Linked DNA regions of Mus musculus: region 2 is linked to region 1. Evidence: chromatin loops called from intact Hi-C (ENCODE). Cell type or tissue: left cerebral cortex. All regions are shown on one strand. Links, peaks and the distances in the headings refer to the core of each region. The heading gives the core; the rest is flanking DNA. Region 1 overlaps Asb4 (ankyrin repeat and SOCS box-containing 4). Region 2 overlaps Vps50 (VPS50 EARP/GARPII complex subunit).

Region 1 (2,820 bases), core at 108-2,607:
CACACACCTGTAATTTCAGAACTTGGGTGGCAGAGGCAGGGGAAATGGAAGTTCGAGGCCATCCCAGATTCCATACCAAGTCAAAGAATAGCCTGGGCTACTGAGACCCTATCTTTTAAAAATCCTAAAATTCAGGGTCTTAACCTATAGATGACATGTCTTTAAAAAAAAATTACTTATGAGAGATTACTACAGGGAGATGGCTCAACAGGTGCATGATAAATGGAGGCAACTGAAGCTCAAAAGTTGCTCTCTGAACTCCGCACCTCAACCATATGGTGTGTGTGCACACTCATGTGCAAGCACACAAACACACACACACACTGTAAGCAAAGATTACAAAAAGTTATTTAGATACTGTTAGATATTAGCTAACAGTAATGTTTGATAAATAACTTACATATTATTTTCTGATACACATAGTATTACACAATTAAAATATATATCTATACTGTTCATGCCTTCATATAAAAGCCTATTTAAAAAAAAATTAAACATTAGCCAAGTCTAATGCCTGTAATGAGTAGCTCATGCCTGTAGCCCCAGCACTCAAGAGTCTAAGACAAGAAAATTCCTACAAATTAGAGCCTCCCTTAGACTGAGTTCCAGACCAACCAGACCCTATATAAACAAACAAACAAACAAATAAAAATTGTCTGTACAAATGAACATACTTTTATATCATTTATTTTGTACATGGGATATATATAGCATAACAAAATATTCTATTAAGAAGACAAGTATTTCTAAATTTTTCAGTAATATACATAATTCTGTAGTGGTGAAAGTAAATCAGATATGTCTTAACATTTTATAAATATATGTATATACACATATATATTTATATACATACATATACACAATATACATATATACATATACGTGTATCTATCCATATGTATGGGTATGTATGTATAATATGTAAAGTTTGGAAGTTCAGGTGTACAGTTTACAAACTGTGTGGTTGCCAGATTGTTCTGAAGACGCACAGGAAATTACGGAGCCCAGTCCTAGACTCATGCTGAACGTGTCTAGCTTGCCTTTTCTGTTGTCTCCAACTCTCTGAATAGCCTTGTTTGGAGGGACAGCTACAGCTTGAATTTGGGCCTGGGAACAAATTAAATCTCTGGGTCAAATGTCTTCCTGTCCAAAATGAATGTCTAATCCCAGAAATGGGATTCCCAAGTAAAAGTGGGTGTGTGTAGTCAAGATTCCCCCCAGTGTGTACTACCTTGGCGGTGGCTGAGAAAGAGGAAGCCTGGCAGCCGCTGCTGAAGAGCCAGCCACCTGCAGCTGAAGGAAGCCTTACTCTTCTTGGCAGTGCAGGCACTGCTAGGCAGCCCATGCTCCAGTAGATGGCTCCACACGCACACTTATATGGGAAGCACCAAGTGAGCTTAGTGAGTTACTTTAAACAGAAGGGGGCAAGGATATAAAGGCAGGGAAATGTTAGGAGTAGTTGGGGGGTGTAAAAGAGGGGAATATGATGGATGTATCCTCATATTTCATTGTATACATGTATAGAATTCTAAAGGTTTAAAAATGGGAAAGGAGAATGAGGACAGTTAGGACATGGCTTGTGGGTTCCAGGTGTCACCCTGCTGTCCCTGCTAACAGAACAACAGATCTGTCATTTCTTATGATATGAAATCTAAAGTTTAAACTATTTAAATATGAACAAAATCCAAACTCAATCTAACATGAGGAAGGAAGTAAATATAAAATGTGGGGGTGTCCAGAACATAGGAGCTAAGCAAGCTGGTAACAGCGATTCCTTCACCTCTCTCTCTCTCTCTCCCTCCCTCCCTCCCCCCCTCTCTCTTCCTTTCTGTCTCTCTCTGCCTCTCTCTCTCTTTCCCTCATCTCTCTGCTTCTCTGTCTCTATCTCTGTCTTTCTGTCTTTCTCCATGTCTCTCTGTCTGTCTGTCTCTCTCTCTGTTTGTCATTTTCTCTCTCTCTCTCTGTATCTGTTATTCCCTTTCTCTCTCTGTCTCTCTCCATCTCTTTGTCTCTTTTTCCCTCTGTCTCTCTGTCTCTGTCTCTCTCCATATGTCTCTCTGTCCTTTTCTCAGTCTCTCTCTGTCTCCATCTTTCTCTCTGTCATTTCCTCTGTTTCTTTATCTCTGTCTGTCTGTCTTTCTGTCTCTGTCTCTCTGTCTCTCTCTCTCTTTCAGTCTAGACCTCCCGGTCCCTCCCTGTCTCTCTCCCTTCCCCTTCTCCCCCTTTCCCCCTCCCTCCTCAGAGATCAGCAGTGCTGATGACCCCTTCATTCCCATGGCTTCAGGGGCATCTTTTGGACTCAGTAGTGCTACTACACTTAGTGCTACTACACTTCTTGAGTAAATTATTTTTGCAGTCTTCCCTACTCTCACACAAATATCTACCTTTCCTGCTTTCTCTCATTTTTCACCAATGCCTTTGCCTCCGAATGGTTGATGGGGAATTCCTCAGATTTGGATGGCCTCACCTTATCTACTCTGGTGTTGGAAATCATCTTATAGGGCATTGTTATTAAAATTGTCTTGTCATCTACAGATCTCATCCCATCTTATCTATGGAAACCTGGGTACTTGAAAGATTACTAAAGTAACTCTGCTGTGCCCGTGGTCTGCAATTTTCCTTTGGCCTCCCCTACAGTCACCTTTAGCCTTGCAGCCTGCCCCAGCCATCATAATCAGGTTATTCTTGAGCCCTTTCCCCAGGCAAACAGCTTTCAGAAGTTCTTACCATATTCTCTTCAAAACATCCATTTACACATACCCCCTCCCCGAGCCTAATCTGGCTTCCACTGGATGCCATCAAGCTGGTTTTCATTTTGTT
Region 2 (2,820 bases), core at 214-2,713, 1.9 Mb after region 1:
AATTATGTTTTCCTCTAATGAAAGTAAATAACATATGCCATTGTACCAGACACAGTATCAAAAGTAAGCATCGATGTTCAATATTTTATTAAGGGAATAAAGCAGCCTGGCTTATTTGAGCAACCTGGCAGGGAACTTGCTGTTTAGAGGCTATTTCCCGGTCTCACACGCAGCACATTGACTACATTACCACCTAGCTGCTCCTCCATTCGATTATCTCGGAGGTAGATAACGCTACAGGAACAAACACACAGAAAACGTAGACTGCGGATGTAGCTTTATGAGAAGTGAAGAAAAAGATTCGTAACAGATATTTCAGTCAGTATTTCTGCTTTAGCCGGGCTACTTTTAATCTCAACATAAAAACAAAAGGTTTTATGGGGATTCAAATCCATAAAACAAAGCAAGCCCTCAAATGAAGGATGTGAGGAGAACATTTCCAAGATATTTACGGTTTCTAAGGAACGAAATGGTCATTTTAAAAAACAATTTCACATCACAGGGTCACTTCTTAGGGAATTCATCTGTGTTTAAGGAAAAAATAAAACAACTACAAGCTTTGCATTTTGGTAATTTCAAATTATCCAAAACTCCATACTGATTGAGCCCAAAACCTAATCCATAAGTAACTAGTTGTAACTGCCCCCCTCACAACTAAAGTCAGCACAAACAGCACCTTATACACATAGCACTCAATTTTAGGTAGCTATTCAAACTAATTATATAATGCAAACTGACATGAATCCCTCAGTTCATAGGTCACTATCAAAACTGCAGAAAATTAATAGAATAAATCCTGGAACCCCAACGTCTCTCATATTAGATCACAGTTTACACATGCTTGATTCTCTACCTAGAGGGCAGGAAGCTAAGAGAGACAGATAGACAGAGACAGAGAGACAGACAGACTGAGTGTGTTAGAAGGATGAGGAGGAGAGATTTTGTTCCTCTAAGCATACATTTCCTGTCTGCTCTCTTGTCTTGTGTGTGTTTTAACTGTTAGCATCTTTTCATCAGTCAAGATGGCAGGGCAGAAATGACAGTTACAACTGCTGTGGTCTCGTAAAGCTAACATCCTGTTAGAGCCCTAATTGAAAGCAAAAAATTAATAAATTTAGTTGCCAAAATCTATATACAGTGAACAAGAAAAAATATATGGTTTTCAATATTTGATCAGTATTATTAAAGTCATAAATCACTGAACAAATAGATATAGGGTTGATCTACTTCCAAAAGAAACAATTCAAACTAATTATATAATGCAAACCTATTCTCAGATCTCAGGTCCCTCAAACCATGTACCACATAAGATTATAATGAACTGCCATATGTCTGATTACGTGGAAAAATGGTACATTTCTTATATTCCCACTAGAACAACAATAACAATCTATGAAATGTAGCGGCTTTCTCAGTTTGTTTCTGTGTAAGTAAAGCAGGCTGTAAATGCCTACCCTGTTTTCATCAGGTTTAAAGTGCCATCTAGTGGAGTACTGGTTACATTACAATTTGAAAGAAGGCTACAAGTAAATGATTTATGAACACTTGTGCAAGGGATATTAAAGTATGACTATTTTAACCCATACCTGAAATAAGATTAGGTAATAAAAACATTTTAATCACTTTATGGAAAAAGTAAGTAATGAATAAAAACTGATTTCAACCATAGAAATGTACTACATTGATCTACTTATAAATCACAAAAATCAGAAGTCATAAATTTTTTTCTTGACCCTTTGCCAAATATTCGTATCAATTTCTTTTGTTAAAATGTAAACCCAAGTCTGGGATTTTAACATATTTTCATGTATTTACTGTATGAAAAACATTGACGATAATAACATTGGAAACCTTAAAACTTTTAAACTCTCTTTAAAAATAATGCTCAGCTTCCATGACACACTGTCTGCCACTACTGGGATGCTAATACTGGAGAGCACACAGCACATTCAGGGAGTCAGACAGTAAAGTGCCATGCGCGCCCTCCCTGTGTTTTCTCGGCTCTTAGATCCGCTTAGAAGAACAAGGTCTATGCTGAGAGGAGCATCGCAGCCCCTCCAGCCTCGGGGCTTCTTGGGCTTTCCCTGTTCATATCTAGCAAACCCTGAATCTTGGACTCTGCTTTCTTTTCTTTTCTTCCCCCCCCCCCTTTTTTTTGGATTCTGCTTTCTAAACGTCCCTCAAACATACAGCTTCTCTGTTTCTCCACGTCATGAATGTGTCTTCTTAATCAGCAGCCAGGACTTCACCCCTGTGTAACAAACACAGACAGACACCCCTCACCTTTCCTCATCAGATCTAGGACCCTGCTTTTGAACCACTCCTTGGTCTCCAGCGCCATGCATATGATGTCCAAGGTTTCTCCTTAGACCTTACACTAGTCTCAAAATATACAATTAAAATAATAAAAAATAAAACAAGAGCCTCTGGCTCATCAGACAGCTCGACAGACAAACCGTTCTCCTCTTCCCCGCCCTCGTTTTCCTAGGGAGCTGAACCAGCATGGAAATTGCAAATATTAATCCTTTTTAACCTAACTAGCCACAGTGTGATCCAGCCTAATAACCCACTCCCACATACACTGGCTTACTGTAGAGCCTTCCAATATCACAACTCAAGCTAATCCAAGTCTGTCTTCCACTTTACAGTTCCTTCTTCCAATGAGAAAGATATTATGACAAAGAAAAAAGAAAAGTACTCATGCATTAAACTTGTAAACTGGGATGTTCCCGAGAATTTTAGGGGATTAAAATCTATCAGACAATGTAAGGTGAGTTTCATTTGTTATTCTAATTTTCTGCCCAAAGGAAAAACATAAAT

The links. Peaks named below come from ENCODE experiments on the same cell type or tissue, not always from the same donor. Only the 100,000 strongest peaks of a DNase experiment are listed, where the experiment ranks them.
Region 2: it touches region 1 in a loop (9-fold over the local background); 7 of 42 quality-filtered maps call a loop at or near these places.

The regions. Positions count from the first base shown.
Region 1 is chr6:5,400,103-5,402,922 of GRCm38, reverse strand. All of the region lies in intron 2 of Asb4 (ankyrin repeat and SOCS box-containing 4), which reads right to left. Among named protein-coding and RNA genes, the nearest start is that of Asb4, 11 kb to the right of the region's middle. In left cerebral cortex, for the core only: CTCF peaks have their summits at 1,154 and 1,356 (motif pointing right); a DNase peak (open chromatin) is centred at 1,343.
Region 2 is chr6:3,508,622-3,511,441 of GRCm38, reverse strand. The region is part of intron 2 of Vps50 (VPS50 EARP/GARPII complex subunit); the gene reads right to left. Among named protein-coding and RNA genes, the nearest start is that of Vps50, 12 kb to the right of the region's middle. In left cerebral cortex, for the core only: a CTCF peak has its summit at 1,482 (motif pointing left); DNase peaks (open chromatin) are centred at 869 and 1,443.